Regions from separate parts of the Homo sapiens genome. Here region 2 is linked to region 1. Evidence: read pairs that join two places in POLR2A ChIA-PET (ENCODE). Cell type or tissue: GM12878. All regions are shown on one strand. Each heading gives the region's core, and the rest is flanking DNA. Links, peaks and the distances in the headings are about the cores only.

Evidence for each region. ChIA-PET counts read pairs that join two places held together with the same protein. Peaks named below come from ENCODE experiments on the same cell type or tissue, not always from the same donor. Only the 100,000 strongest peaks of a DNase experiment are listed, where the experiment ranks them.
Region 2: POLR2A ChIA-PET joins it to region 1 with 6 read pairs; 2 of 35 experiments call an interaction of 5 or more read pairs at or near these places.

Annotation. Positions count from the first base shown.
Region 1 is chr17:67,448,218-67,458,957 of GRCh38, reverse strand. All of the region lies in intron 1 of PITPNC1 (phosphatidylinositol transfer protein cytoplasmic 1), which reads right to left. It also overlaps the pseudogene RN7SL756P. Among named protein-coding and RNA genes, the nearest start is that of MIR548AA2, 18 kb to the left of the region's middle. In GM12878, for the core only: no CTCF peak of the experiment used is centred there; a DNase peak (open chromatin) is centred at 5,895; H3K27ac peaks cover 1,495 bases.
Region 2 is chr17:67,169,580-67,174,579 of GRCh38, reverse strand. All of the region lies in intron 13 of HELZ (helicase with zinc finger), which reads left to right. Among named protein-coding and RNA genes, the nearest start is that of HELZ-AS1, 73 kb to the left of the region's middle. In GM12878, for the core only: no CTCF peak of the experiment used is centred there; a DNase peak (open chromatin) is centred at 2,839.

The sequences.
Region 1 (10,740 bases), core at 2,876-7,875:
GAAAAATGGATATCCCAAACCTGAGCCTTAAGCGGGGTGATCCAGGCCGTTCTAAACTAAGAAATTAACAGAAATATTGGCCCCAAGGCAGTGACACTCCTGAGATCTCTAGAAGAAGCAATGCAAATTGTTCTGAGCAATGCTAATTGTTCTGAAGGAGCCTCACTATCAGACCATGTAAGATTCCCACGGAAAAAAAATAACCCCCACTAAAGGTTAGTTTAGAGGAAAATTAAAAATTAGAATACACCATAAGCAGAAAACAGCAAATACAACAAACAAGATTATTAGAGCTCCAGGGAACTTGGAATGATAAAACTACAATTTGAAAGAGGGAGTACAATGTAAGTGTGCTTTAGACTGTTAAAGACAAAAAATGAGAAACTAAAACCCTGAGAAGAATATACTGGGAAAAAAGTAAGAGTCAGATGTGAAAACAAGCCAAATGGTACTTTTAGAAATAAATATTATAATTTTAAAATGCAATAGATAGATTAAATAGTAGATTAGACAGAAATGAAGAGAGAATTCAGTAAAATGGAAGACAGATCTGAGGAAATTACCCAAAGAGCATTAGAGAGGTCAATGAGGCATAAAAGAATAACTAAGGGCATAGAGAGCACAATGAGAAGGTCCATATGCATCTAATACAAGATTCAGATGATGAAAACAGAGATACGGTGTTAGTTTGGGTCCTCCAAGAAGCAGATGCTGAGACGAGATGTTGGGAAAAACACCTGTGAAGGAAAAAGAGGAGGAAGCAGGAGGAGGCAGGGAGAGCCTTCAGACCATGGTGTAGGTATGATGGAGAGAGAAGAAAGGAGTACTGGGTAGGAAGAGACTCAGAGTGAGACGCAGATGTAAGAAAGTTTGGTCACACTGATGGGGAGTCCAGGAGCCAATGTCATCCATGAAAGGATCCTACCTCCTGCAGCAGTGGGCCAGCACTGGTACCCCTGTCATATTCTGCCATCAGCTGGGAGCAGCCCAGGAGAAGCGTGAGTGAATCTGAGACATGGCCTCTGGGGCTCAGTCAACTATGCTTCCTCCAGCAAGACAACCGAGCAGCATGATTTTATGGCTGCCCCAGTGAAGGAGAAGCAACATTTTAAAAGATAATAGTTAAGGACTTACCAGAATTGTAAAAGTCATGAATTCTCCGTGTAAAGAATACCAAGTTCTAAGCAGAATAAATAAAAATGAATCCATGCACACAGGACTGAGGCTCCAGAATTTCAAAGACAAAGAGGAAGCCTAAAGAACAGCCAGATAGCCAGCGTGGTGGCTCCTGCCTGTAATCGCAGCACTTTAGGAGGCCCAGGCGGGCGGATCATGAGGTCAGGAGATCAAGACCATCCTGGCTAACACGGTGAAACCCCGTCTCTACTAAAAATACAAAAAAAATTAGCTGGGCCTGGTGGCAGGCGCCTGTAGTCCCAGCTACACGGGAGGCTGAGGCAGAAGAATGGCTTGAACCTGGGAGGCGGAGCTTGCAGTGAGCCAAGATTGCACCACTGCACTCCAGCATGGGCCGAATGAGCGAGACTCCGTCTCAAAAAACAAAAAACAAAAAACAAAAAACAAAAAACAGCCAGAGAGATATGGCAGATTACCTACAAAGGAAGAGCAATCAGACAGAAGACTTCTCAGTAACAAATGAGAGCTGAGCAGGGTTTGGCGGCACGAGACTATAGTCCCAGCAACTTCAGAGGCTGAGGAGGGAGGATCGTTTCAGCTCAGGAGGTCTGGGCTGTAGTGCACTATTCCAAACAGGTATCCACACTAGGTTTGGCATCAATATGGTGATCTCCCAGGATCAGGGGACCACCAGGCTGCCTAAGGAGGGGTGAAGTGATAGCCCAAGTCAAAACTCCTGTGCTGATCAGTAGTGGCCACTGCACTCCAGCCTGGCCAACATAGTGAGACCCCATTTCCAAATAAATAAGAAAAAAGAGGGTTGAGAAGTTGAGAAAACAAATGAGGAAAAGAAAAGTTGAGAAGACAAAGAAATACTATCTTCAGAGGGTTGAGGGGAGATTCTATACTAAGCTAAAAGAGAGTCATTGAAAGATGAGGACAAAGAAGCTGTTTTTAAACAAGAACTAAGTACATTCACAGGCTCTTACTAAAATGCACTAAAGTATATATTTTCAGAAAATAAAATGTGTACATAAAAGAGTACTTAGAAAGACGAGTAAAGACCCTAGTAAATAAAAATATATACAGTTTGGGCTGCACAAAACAACAAAAATAACAGTGAATAAAATACAAAATACAATAAAATACCAAAAAAGGAGAAATTAAAACACTAAATAAGAAAAAAACTGGGTGGGGGAGGTGATAGGGTAATTTCTGACTGCTATTTAAGTATACACATTGAATATTTTTAGGATAACAAAGCTAGTAGAGAGAAAAAGAGAAAACCTGGTAAAACTCAATTCAGTAGGAGACAGGAAATGGAGAAAAAACAGAAAAAGTATGGGAAATAGAAAGCATGAAATAAGACAAATAATTCAAAAAACATCAACAATTGCTATAAATGCAAACAGACTGAAATAGCTGGTTAAAAAACAGGTTATTAATAGCTGGTTTAAAAACCCAGACTCGAGATTTTTTTCTTAATTTAGCTATAAGCTATTTACAAGAGGCCCATCTAAAATACAACAACATACAAAACTTAAAAGTAGAGACATTAGAAAACATGTACCAGACAGAAACTGACCAAAAAGGGGAAGAAGACTGGAAGGGCTATATTAATATCAGTAAAAGCCTAAGGTAAAAGCATCATTAGGATCAACTGGTTCTTTACAGCCCACTTACTGGTTCTTAAGAATTAGACAAGTTACTTAAAGTTTTTGAGCCAGTTTCCTCACTTGTAAAATGGGATGATAATAATAGACTTGTTTTTGAATCTGGAATGTGTTTTTTAAAAGTAACAAATGCAAATACAGCAAAATGTTAACACCGATTTAATCTTTCTGCTGGGTACATAAGTGTACGTTTCATTATTATCTGTACATGTTTTATATATTTGAATTGTTTTTAAAATAAGAATGTTTTAATTTTTTAAGTTCACAAACCCAGTAACCAAGTAAAAATATAAGAGGGGCATTGAAACAACAGTGCTCCATACATCATCTGGGAATGACTAACTATACAACTTTCCTAGGAGACAACTTTGCAAGATACACCAAAGCTTTAAAAATGTAGATACCCAGCTGGGAGCGGTGGCTCACGTCTGTAATCCCAGCATTTTGGAAGGCCGAGGCAGGTGGATCACTTGAGGTCAGCAGTTCGAGACCAGTCTGGCCAACATGGTGAAACCCCATCTCTACTAAAAATACAAAAAAAACAAAAAAAAACAAAAAAAACTAGCTGGGCATGGTGGTGCGCACCTGTAACCTCAGCTACTCTGGCGCTGAGGCAGGAGAATCGCTTGAACCCAGGAGTCGGAAGTTGCAGTGAGCCGGGATTGCATCACTGCACTCCAGAGCGAGAGTCTGTCTCAAAATAAATAAATAAATAAAAATGTAGATACCCTGTCACCCAGTGATTAAATTTTGTAATTTATCCCAAGGAATGAATCAAGAGATGTGTATAAGCATGTATGTACCAGGTTATTGCTGAGTTCAGTCTAATGGTGAAAAATTCAAAACAGCATTAATGTTGTTGGAAATTGCTTTAGTAAATTTTAACACAGTATAACAGAATAGTATGTGGCCATTAAAATTCAGGTTATAGAAGAATATTAATGACAAGCATTGCATATTAATAGGTGAAAAAGATACAAAGCAGTATGCATAGTATGGGCTTGGGTTTTACTTTGAAATATGTGTAGGCTGGGTACAGAGGCTCACACCTGTTAACCCAGCACTTTGGAAAGCCAAAGCAGGAGGATCACTTGAGCTCAGGAGTTCAAGACCAGCCTGGGCAACATAGCAAGACCCCATCTCTACAAAAAATAATAAAAATTAGCCAGGCCTGGTGGCATGCAGCTGTAGTCCCAGCTACTCAGGGGGCTGAAGTGGGAGGATTGCTTGAGCCCTGGAGGTGGAGGCTGCAGTGAGCTGTGATTGCACCAGTGCACTCCAGCCTGGGTGACACAGTGAGACCCTGACTCAAAAAAAAAAAAAAAAAGGAAAATAAAAAATAATGAAATATGTGTATTATGTACACAATTGTCTGGAAGGCTATGGGGCAACATACTACTCATGAAACGTCTCTGGATGGTGGAGATTCTGAATGGCTTTTGTTTTATTGTGCTTTTTTGTGTTTTCCAAGTTTTCTGCAGTGAACATATGGTGCTTTGCAATTAGGAAAAAAGCAATCATCGTTTCTAAAGTAAACGGCAATAATTCAAGTTCATACTCCAATGCAGGGTCCACAAACTATATCCTGCAGGCCCTGCCACCCGTTTTCATACTGCCCATGACTTAAGAATGGTTTTACATTTTTAAATGGTTGAAAAAAAATCAAAAGAAGAATAAAAAGTATAATATGTCATTCTAAATCTTTGTGTTTAATCTATACAGCAACTCTGTGAAATAGGTACTATTATTCATTTTATAGATCAGGAAACCAAAGCTTTTAGATGGGTTATGTAAGTAGTGAAAGATCACATAGTTAATAAGTTGTTGAGCTGGAATTCAGACCCCAGAGTCTTACCCTAGAGCCTGTCCTCTTTTGGGTTTTGTTTTTTTTTTTTTGAGAACGGAGTCTTGCTCTGTGTCCCAGGCTATAGTGCAGTGGCACAATCTTGGCTCACTGCAACCTCTGCCTCCCGTGTTCAAGCGATTCTCCTGCCTCAGCCTCCCAAGTAGCTGGGATTACAGGTGCCCGCCACCAGGCCCAGGTAATTTTTGTATTTTTAGTAGAGACGGGGTTTCACCATGTTGGCCAGGGTGGTCTCCAACTCCTGACCTCAGGCGATCTGCCCGCCTTGGCCTCCCAAAATGCTGGCGATTACCGACGTGAGCCACCACGCCCAGCCCGAGCCTGTACTCTTAATGTGCTTCCCCCATGTGAAAAGTTCCCCAACAAATCAAGGGCAAATCAAGCCAGTACATTCTGGTGAATTCTCAGGAGGGAAGACCACTGCATATCAGAGAAGCTTTGTAGAAGAATGAGGCCACATTTCTACCATGATGATAGGAAACATTAACTCTGAACTTCCAATTAAGCAAAATGTTTTCCTCCCTCAAATAATTCAATTCTTCTCATTAGCAGACTTGTGTTACAGAAAATCGTACCCCATTACTATGTTTGGAGTTTCATCGATAAAAATTCATGGAAATTTGTTTTGTCTGTCGTTATGTAAGCACCTCCACAACGTCGCTGATGTTTTCTCTTGGCCCACAAAGCCTGACATATTTGTTTACTCTCTTTACAGAAAATGTTTGCAGACCCCTGCTCTAATTAACACAAAGAAAGAGGGCAGAGGGGAGTGGCAGGCGGTCACGGTATTGATGAGAATAATTCCCCACACCTGGAACTACAGAGTAGCCAATAACCCAGCTGGTTCTCTCCCAAGCTGCTCCACAAGCTCTTAGTCATTTCGAGATTGAGTTTCTTTCCTCCTCCTGCTCTGTCTATATTTTCTCCATTACCTCTCACCAAGGGGTAAGCAAAGCAAAGGAAAAAAAAGTAAAACTTAGTTCACTCAAGTTTAATACTACTTAGAAACTGACAAAAGGGAAGAGATTTGACTGGTACCTCATCTTTTGAGTTGATTCACCACTGTTTTCTGTTACCTAAAATATTTGAAAATTGGCCACTCCTACAAAGTATCAGTTTGCTCATTCACTCAACAAACCCTAAGCATTTTCCATGTACCCTGCCCCCGGACACAATACTGGATCAATCAGCTAGACAGAGTAGCTCACAGGTGAGCAGAAGCTTTATATATATAACAGCACAACACAACATGTTCTATAATGGAAAGCAGTTTTAAAAGAGTACAGGAAATGCAAAGTAAAACCACAGTGAGATACCACCACACACTCATTAGAATCGCTACAAACAAAAGACGGATAATACCAAGTACTGACAAGGATGTGGCAAACCCAAAACGCTCATATGTTGCTAGTGAGAGTAAAAAAATGCAAGAACTACTTTGGAAAACAGCCTGGCAATTTCTTTATAAGTTAAACATAAGTTTAATATAAGACCCAGTGGCCAGGCCCAGTGGCTCACGCCTGTAATCACAACACTTTGGGAGGCCGAGGTGGGTGGATCATGAGGAGTTCGTGACCATCCTGGCCAACATGGTGAAACCCTGTCTCTACTAAAAATACAAAAATTAGCTGGGCGTGGTGGCGCACGCCTGTAGTCCCAGCTACTTGGGAGGCTGAGGCAGGTGAATCACTTGAACCCAGGAGGAGGAGGTTGCAGTGACTCCAGCCTGGCGACAGAGTGAGACTCCATCTCAAAAAAAAAAAAAAACCCCAGCAATTCCACTCCTTAAAGTATCTTCCCAAGAGGAACGAAAGCACATGTCCATCCAAGAATTGTATACAAATGATCACAGCAGCAATATTCACAGTAGCCCCGAATTAGAAACAAATCTCTATCAACTGGTGATGAATAAACAAAATGTGGTACATCCCTATAATGGAATGCTATTAGCAGTAAAACAAGAACCAGCTATTGGCCAGGCATGATGGCTCCCGCCTGTAGTCCCAGCACTTTGGGAGGCTGAGGCAGGCAGACTGCTTGAGCTCAGGAGTTCGAGACTAGCCTGGGAAACATAGTGAGACCCCCGTCTATACAAAACAAAAATACAAAAATTAGCCAGGTGTGGTGGCATGTGCCTGTAGTCCCAGCTACTCAGGAGGATGACGTTGGGAGGATCACTTGAGCCCAGGAGGTGGAGGCTGCAGTGAACTGTGATTGCACTCTAGCCTGGGTGATCACAGTGAGACCCTATCTCAAAAAACAACAACAAAAAAAAAACCCAACCACTGATGCATTCAACAACACGAATGAACTCAAAAACTTTATGTTGAGTAAAAGAAGCCAGTCTCGGCCAGGCGTGGTGGCTCAGGCCTGTAATCCCAGCACTTTGGGAGGCCGAGGTGTGCGGATCACGAGGTCAGGAGATTGAGACCATCCTGGCTAGCATGGTGAAACTCCATCTCTACTAAAAATACAAAAATTAGCCAGGCGTGATGTGGGCACCTGTAGTGCCCGCTACCCTGGAGGCTGAGGCAGGAGAATGGCATGAACCCGGGAGGCGGAGATTGCAGTGAGCCGAGATCGCGCCACTGCACTCCAGCCTGGGCGACAGAGCGAGACTCTGTCTCAAAAAAAAACAAAACAAAAAAAAAAAAGGTCAGTCTCAAAGGACTACATGTTGTATAATTTTTATACGAAATTACTAGAAAAGACAAAACTATAGAGACGTAAATCACATCACTAGTTGCCGGGGATCAGGGTAAGAGCAAGAACTGACCACAAACAGGCAAGGAGGATGTTTAGGGGGGAATGGAAAGTTCTAAAACTGGACTGCGGTGATGGCTGCACAGATGTATGGATTTACTAAAACTTAAGAGCTTTTGTTGTTTTACTGAAACTTATTCATTTTACACTTAAGATAGGTGAGTTTATCATGTGCAAAAAAGAATTTTTAGCCAGGCACGGTGGCTCACACCTGTAATCTTAGCAGTCTGGGAGGCCAAGGTGGGTGGATCACCTGAGGTCAGGAGATCGAGACCAGCCTGGTCAACATGGCAAAACCCCGTCTCTACTAAAAATACAAATATTAGCTGGGTGTGATGGCGCGCGCGTGTAGTCCCAGCTACTCAGGAGGCTGAGGCAGGAGAATTGCTTGAACCCAGGAGGCGGAAGTTGCAGTGAGCCAAGATCGTGCCACTGCACTCCAGCCTGAGTGACAAGAGTGAAACTCTGTCTCAAAAAAAGGAAAAGAAATTAGATTCTGATATGGGCTACAGCTGAACCTTGAAAACATGCTAAGAAAAAGACGCCAGATACAGAAGAACACATAATATTGATTCTACTTTTATGAGGTACCTAGAATAGGCCAATTCATAGAGGCAGAACATAGGATAAAGGTTACCAGAGGGTGGGGGAAGGGGACATTGGGGAGTTAGTGTTTAATGGGTGGAATTTCTATTTGGAATGATGAAAAAGTTCTGAAAGTGAACAGTGATGATGGTTGCCCAGCATTGTGAAAATACTTAATGCCACTAAATTGTACAATTTACAATGCTTAAAATGGGCCGAGCATGGTGGCTCACACCTTCCCAGCACTCTGGGAGTCTGATGCGGGTGGATCACTTGAGCCCAGGAATTTGAGACCAGCCTGGGCAACACAGCGAAAATCTCGTCTCTACTAAAACTACAACAAATTAGTGGGCACGGTGGTGTGCGCCTGTAGTCCCAGCTACTCGAGAGGCTGAGGTGGGAGGATCGCTTGAGCCGGAGAGGGTGAGGCTGCAGTGAATTGTGATCACACCACTGCACTCCAGCCTGGGTGACAGAGCAAGGCTTCGTCTTCAAAAAAAAGAAACTTAAAATGGTAAATTTTTATCTTATACGTATTTTACTACAGCTTTTTTTTTTTTAACGAAGTCTCCCGTGCACCTTCAGGAGGAAGAGGGGCCTGTGACTTGCCTGTGGGCTCACTTTCAGGTGGCTATTTCTTCATCAGTTGAGTTCTTAACTGTCTCTAATTGATAGCAATTGAAGAAAACGCAGTTTGCATTCACACAGCCCATTGTCCAAATGCCTAAAGACATTAATTTGAAAAATACTGCAAGATTCATGAAACTGATTCTAAATTTACTTCTAAATCATAAGAGCAAACCTGAAATGTGGTTTTAATTGGGTTTACAGGAAGTATAAGTGTTGTTTATGTGACTTGTTCTTCTGTTTAACTGTTGGTAATCACTGGCTACTGCGCTTATCTCATTGCCAGACAGACAAGCAGTTAAGTAATTAAAATATTCAAAATCTGGCTCAGTGGCTCACCCCTGTAATTCCAACATTTTGGGAGGCCAAGGCAGAAGGATCGCTTGAGGCCAAGAGTTCAAGACCAGCCTGAGCAACATAGTGAGACCCCCATCTCTGCAAAAAGAATTTTTTTAAAATCTGAGCTAACAGAAAAAGAGTTTGTTTCCAATGCTTTCATTTTAACACTAACTGTGATAGAGGCATCAAAGAATTAACCTTTTAAAAGATAAATTAGCTTTCGTATTTGACTGTTTGGACAGCTAGCTGTATATGACAACTTTTTGTCCTTTTTCTCCACCCCAAAACAGAGAAACTTGTTGAGTTTCAATTCTCCGAGATGTCTAGATTCTAACGTTGAAGTTCTCATACAAGCAAAACCTCCCAGCAATGGTACATGTCTTGTCAAGGTAAAGACAGAAGATTTTTTTCTTTGCTATCTGTCAAGAAAATAAAAGGGTGTGCCTATTACTTTAAGTAACATTTTCTTTTTCCTTTAATGAAAAGTGTTATGCTTATTCCAGTGGCAGTTTAACAAGGAATCTCGGGTCGTCAGCAAGGCTTCAAAATAGGTGATTAGAACACTACAGGCTGATAGACTCCAAATTAAATTGACAATACCCAATCTAAGCTTCAAAAGATGTGTGTATCGGCACCACCATCAAAAGCAATTCTCTGAGTCACGTTTAACTTCTCCCAAACTCTGAGCCTTTCCAACTAGAACACGGAAAAGGAAAGAAATGCAAGATAAGGCACTTTGCTGTGTCACTCCTTAGAAAGTCAGAGAAAATTAAATAAGTACAACCAAATGGATTTATTGCTTGGGTGACGATCTTCAAGTGACAGGGAAAAAGAATAAGAAAATAAAAATGTTAGCACTGAATAAGGAGCAGAACAATAAATACTTAGAAGATCAATGTACCTGGCTGAGCATGCTGGCTCATGCCTATAATCCCAGCATTTTGGGAGGCCGAGGCGGGAGGATTGCCTGAGGTCAGGAGTTCGAGAGCAGTTCGGCCAACATGGCAAAACCCCGTCTCTATTAAAAATACAAAAATTAGCCAGGCATGGTTGCATGCAACTGTTATCCCAGCTACTGGGGAGGCTGAGGCAGGAGAACCACTTGAACCCGGGAGGCGGAGGAGATCGTGCCACTGCACTCCAGCCTGGGTGACAGAGCAAGACCCCATCTCAAACAAACAAACAAATAAACAAGAAAGATTGATGTACCTGCCTCTCCAGCCTAGTAAGTATGGCCTAGGTAAGTATGGTGATTTTGACTGTGGAAGGTGAGAAAGAACTTTGCACCAGAAGATAAGAGCCCACAGGAAAGACTGGAAGCACTGGACTCTGACAGAAGAGAATGGTCCAGTGGTTCTAGAGGGGTTCTAGAGAATGGTCCAGTGGAGCGGAGAAACGGAGGTGAGATTAATCAAGGTAGAGACCAAGATAAAGCATGAAGCACCCCCAACGGCAGGTTCATGAACGAGGACCACCAAGCGGTTTTCTAGGCTGCAGCTACATGCCAGCGAAGAAGTCTCTGCACCCTCTCCTGCAAGTCAGGGAAGCTGCCCCAGTTCTCAGAGCACCTGGTTCCAGGTGATCAAATCACTTTCCTCTGGGTAGAAGAACCCCCACATCCACACACTCAGTGACACATAAAGACTGTGACCAAAAGCAAATGAAAACACCTAAATTAAGCCCCCAAAATCATTTAAAATAAGGCTTTATAGAAAAGTCATGCAGCCGGGCGCAGTGGCTCATGCCTGTAAT
Region 2 (5,000 bases), core at 1-5,000, 280 kb after region 1:
TGATCTGCCCGCCTCGGCCTACCAAAGTGCTGGGATTACAGGCGCGAGCTACCATGCCTGGCCAAAGCAGAATATTTCTAATCACGAAAGTAGTATCAAGGGGCTTCATACTAGTTTCTTACATTTTGATGGTAAGGGTTGCAAGAGACTGAGGCAGGAGGATCACTTGAACCCATGAATTTGAGGCTGCAGTGAGCTGTGATTGCACCACTGTGTTCCAGCCTGGGCAACAGAGCAAGATCCCATCAGACTGTGCCTTTTACATGGTCATTTTAGCATTTCTTCCTAGAAAGTAGATTGAAAAAAGGCTCTCAAGATTAGATAAAATACATTTTGGTTTGAGACTGGATTTAATAATCTATCTTTTTTTTTTTTTTTTTAAAGGATGATTTTTTTCAAAGCAGTCCAGAAATTTCTTCTTAGGTTGTTTTAGTGTGAGATGTGTGTACGTGATAAAGATAATACTATATTTCATATAAGTTTTAGAAAATGCTTTTCTTTTGAGATTTGTTTTACTTCTCTTATCCTCAGTCACATGTTGGTGTGTGTTCAATAATGATTCTACTTTGAAGTGAAATCTGTTTGATTTTAAGAGATACATTTTCAAAGGAAATGTGCTTTAGCTGAAGCTATTGTGTCCATTAAACTGTGCATGCCTCATTGGGTCATTGTGCCTGGCTTCTCAGTGCTAACAGCTGGCATGACAGGCCTAGTATGGGGTGCACATTTCATCGTTAGATGGGTGCTGCTTCTGTTGGTGACAGGCCTAGTGTGGGGTGCACATTTCATCGTTAGATGGGTGTGGGGTGCACATTTCATCGTTAGATGGGTGCTGCTTCTGTTGGTGACAGGTCTAGTGTGGGGTGCACATTTCATCATTAGATGGGTGCTGCTTCTATTGGTGACACCTCAGTTCTGTCGCTCTGCTTTAGTAAACTCAGGGATTGTTTTATTACTTTGTTAGATTTTTATTGTTCATATAGTCAGAAATCACATGAAATGAAAACCCTATATAGGTTTGAAATTTTTTGAAAGTTGCACTCAAGAGATGGAATTGTTACTAAGGTTGATAGAGCCATATTTCTCATTAGCATGGAAGTATCTTTTTCAGTCTATTGAGTGTTCAGTTGGCTGTAATTCTGTCATTCCCTAAAAGGTTAGGGAATTATGTAAACTTTAAGGATGATTTTAAAATGTAGCATGCAACAATGGAAAGATGGTTTTTCTTCTTATTAAGAAATATCTTTCTTAATTGTAGGATATATTTTCTAGTTTAGGTATTTCTGAGTTACTAAATTTCAAAAAGTACATATTTTAATATTTAAGATTACTAACATAATTTTAGTTTTAGCCTGTTAATCTTTTATACAAATTAATTATTAGTATAGCTATAACCTTTACTAGAAAGTCTATAATGTCTGCATCTTGAACATGTGATGAATTTTCTGTGGGAAAAGCTGCATTTCTTAGGACTTTTATTTTATTTTATTTCTTAGCACTTCTGGTGCCTCTACCTCAAGAATTTTGTTGCAAGACACAACCAATGTCACAAGAGGATTCTCTTGTTGCTCTAAACTGTGAGATTAACTTTTCATGCCTGCTAAATTGTGATCAAGTGTTTTGGGATGGTGATTCTCAAATAGACATGAGTGAAACTTTAATATATGGCCTAAGGCCTGGGCGCAGTGGCTCACACCTATAATCTTAGCACTTCGGGAGGCCCAGGTGGGCAGGTCTTTTGAGCCCAGGAGTTTGAGACCAGCCTCGGCAACATGGCGAGACCCCATCTCTACAAAAAATACAAAAATTAGCTGGGCGTGATGGTGTGCACCTGTGGTCCCTGCTACTCAGGAGGCTGAGGGGAGGATCGCTTGAGCTCAGGAGGTCAAGGCTGCAGTGAGCTAAGATTGTGCTACTGCACTCCAGCCTGGGTGACAGTGAGACCCTGTCTCAAAAAACAAAACAAAACAAAAAACTATTAAAAAATATATGTGGCCCAAGATAGTTGAGAAATATATGACAGGATTTCAAGAATATGTTAGGAAATAATATAAAGTGGCTAAAGTGGGAATATGGTGCTTGGGAAAAATCAGATTATTAGAAAAACATAAAATTAATTCAATGAACAAAATTTATGGAATGTTGAAGGTGTTAGGTTCTATGCTAGTCACTGCTGATTTCTAAGGCAAGCAAAATATGTTTCCTTGTCCCCCAAAAGTTTGTAATCCAGTAGTGGAGGCAGACTCATAAATACAGGGTTATAATAAAATGTGCTCAGCACTGCACTGGAGGAATGCACAAGGGCCCCATGGAAGAGGCACTTTCTCATCTTAGTGGAGAAAAGGAGGGTAGTCAAGGAGGGGCTCACATCTGCTTTCTCAAGCAGATGGAATGTAAGTTGAACTTTGAAAAACAGGTAAGATTTGTCAGGTTTAGAAGTAAGACAAGGCTGGGTGTGGTGGCTCACACCTGTAGTCCCAGCACTTTGGGAGGCCGAGGTGGGTGGACCACCTGAGTTCAGGAGTTCGAGACCAGCCTGGCAAACATGGTGAAACCCTGTCTCTGCTAAAAATACAAAAAATTAGCCTGGTGTGGTGGTGGGCACCTGTAATCCCAGCTACTCGGGAGGCTGAAGCAGGAGAATCGCTTGAACCCGGGAGGTGGAGGTAGCAGTGAGCCAAGATGGGGCCATTGAACTCCAGCTGGGGCATCAAGAGTGAAACTCCGTCTCAAAAAAAAAAACAAAACAAAACAAAAGAAGGAGGACAAAAGTATTTGGTTAAAGGAAACAGGATGTGAGAATAAGAGCATAGAGTTTTGGGGAGCTGCCAGTTGATTATTATAGTTGCAATGGAGGGTGCTTGTGTGGTGGGGACAGGGTAAATGAGAGAGAAACTCTGTCCTCAGAGCTATAGAAAGCTACTTACCAGATTTGCATTTTTCAGAGATCCTCTGATGGGGGTGTGGAGAACAGATTTGAGACAAGAAGTCATGTTAGAAGTCTATTATAGTAATCCAAGTTAAAAATGTTGGGATGCAGATGAATTAGGAAGGAGGGGAACTAACAGGGCTATGAGGAAGTAACAGGGCACAGTGATTCTGTGATGTGTGAATGAAGGTTGGTAAGAGAGGCAGGGTCAAGGATGACTTGATTTTTGGTTGGCTTGGATACCTACGTGGATGACAGTGCCATTTTCTAAGTTGTTAATACATGGGAAGATTGGGTTGGGTCACACTGGGGAGGTCAGGTAGTCAGTTTTGCATATACTGAGTTTAAAGGGCATGTAATCAAAAGTGTCCATTTGACAGTTGGATTTACAGCCCTGAGCTGGGAGATCTGGGAGAGGGTGACCTATCAAGAACTTACAGAGTAGAAGGAAGGCAGGCTGGAGCTTATAGAAAATAGTTGGTGCTTAGATGGGAGATGGAGAGCAGCTAGGAGAGGTAGGAAGAAAACTAGGAGAGTATTACCATACAGAAGTCCTTGGAAGAGGGAGTTCAAAGGTAGAAGACATTGACTGTATAGTGAAAAAAAAAAAAAACTGTACATCATCTTAGCAAAAAGATTCTTTTTGCTATGATTCTTTGTGAATCAAGAATTTCTTGCACTATAAGTAATCTCCTCCCTCTGAGAAAGTTTTAATGACCCCTAAACTCTGCATATTATATAGGTAGTAAAAGGAAAGTAAAATTTTAACTTCATTTGAGAAAGCATGAAATAAGTAAGGGTTCCTGCTCTTTTTTTTTTTTTTTGAGATGGAGTCTCACTCTGTCACTGAGGCTGGAGTGCGGTGTCGCTATCTCAGGTCATTGCAGCCTCTACCTCCTGGGTTTAAGTGATTCTCCTTCCTCAGCCTCCCTTGTAGCTATGGACTACAGGCCGGGCCATCACGCCCAGGTAATTTTTGTGTTTTTAGTAGAGACAGGGTTTCACCATGTTGGCTAGGCTGGTCTTGAACTCCTGACCTCAAGTGATCTTCCCGCCTCGGCCTCCCAAAGTGCTGGGATTACAGGTGTGAGCCCCCATGCCTGGCCTCCTGTTCTATTTATTTATTTATTTAGTTTAGAGACAGAATCTCGCTCTGTTGCCCAGGCTGGAGTGCAGTGGCGCGATCTCAGCTCACTGCAACCTCCGCCTCCTGGTTCAAGCAATTCTTTTGCCTCAGCCTCCCAAGTAGCCGGGATTACAGGCATGTGCCACCACGCCCAGCTAATTTTTGTATTTTTAGTAGAGACGGGGTTTCACCAGGTTGGCCAGAATGGTCACTCCACATAGACTTCAAAGGATGTATTGAACAGTCTGAGGGCCCAGGCGGAGACTTGGTGCAGAGGCAGAGCCACTGTGCAGAGTCCCCACTAGGACAGTGCTTAATGGAGCCCTGGGAGTGGGCTAGATCCTGAGACTCCAGAACTGAAGGGTCAGCATTATGCAGCTCTCGTCTGGGAAAGCTATATAAGACTTTCAATCTGTGAGAGCTTCTTGGGGGACTGAGCCCAGCAAAGCCAAAGAAGCCAGGCTGCCTGAGGCCTTGGGGGCCCAACTGCTGTTCCAGTGTGTCAGGATGTGGGATGTGGAAGCAAAGGAGATTATTCTTCAGCTTTAAGACTTAATGTTGTTTTCCCTTTTGGATTTTGGACTTACTTGGAACCACTTATTCCTTTCTTCTTGCCTAGTTTTCCCTTTGGGAATGGGAATGTTTATCCTGTGCTTGTCCCACCATTGTATTTTGGAAGCATGTAACTCGTTAATTTCACAGGCACAACTGGAGAGGAATTTGAATCAGGATGAATTGTGCCTTGAGTCTTATCCGTATCTGATTTAGTTCACACTCTGGACTTGGACTTTAGAGTTGATCCTGGAAAGAGTTAAAACTTTTAGGGGCTATTGGGATGGAATGAATGTATTCTGTATGTGAGAAGAACATGCATTTGGAGGCTATGGGCAGAATGCTGTAGTTTGAATGTCCCCTCCAAAACTAATGTTGAAATGTAATTGCCAT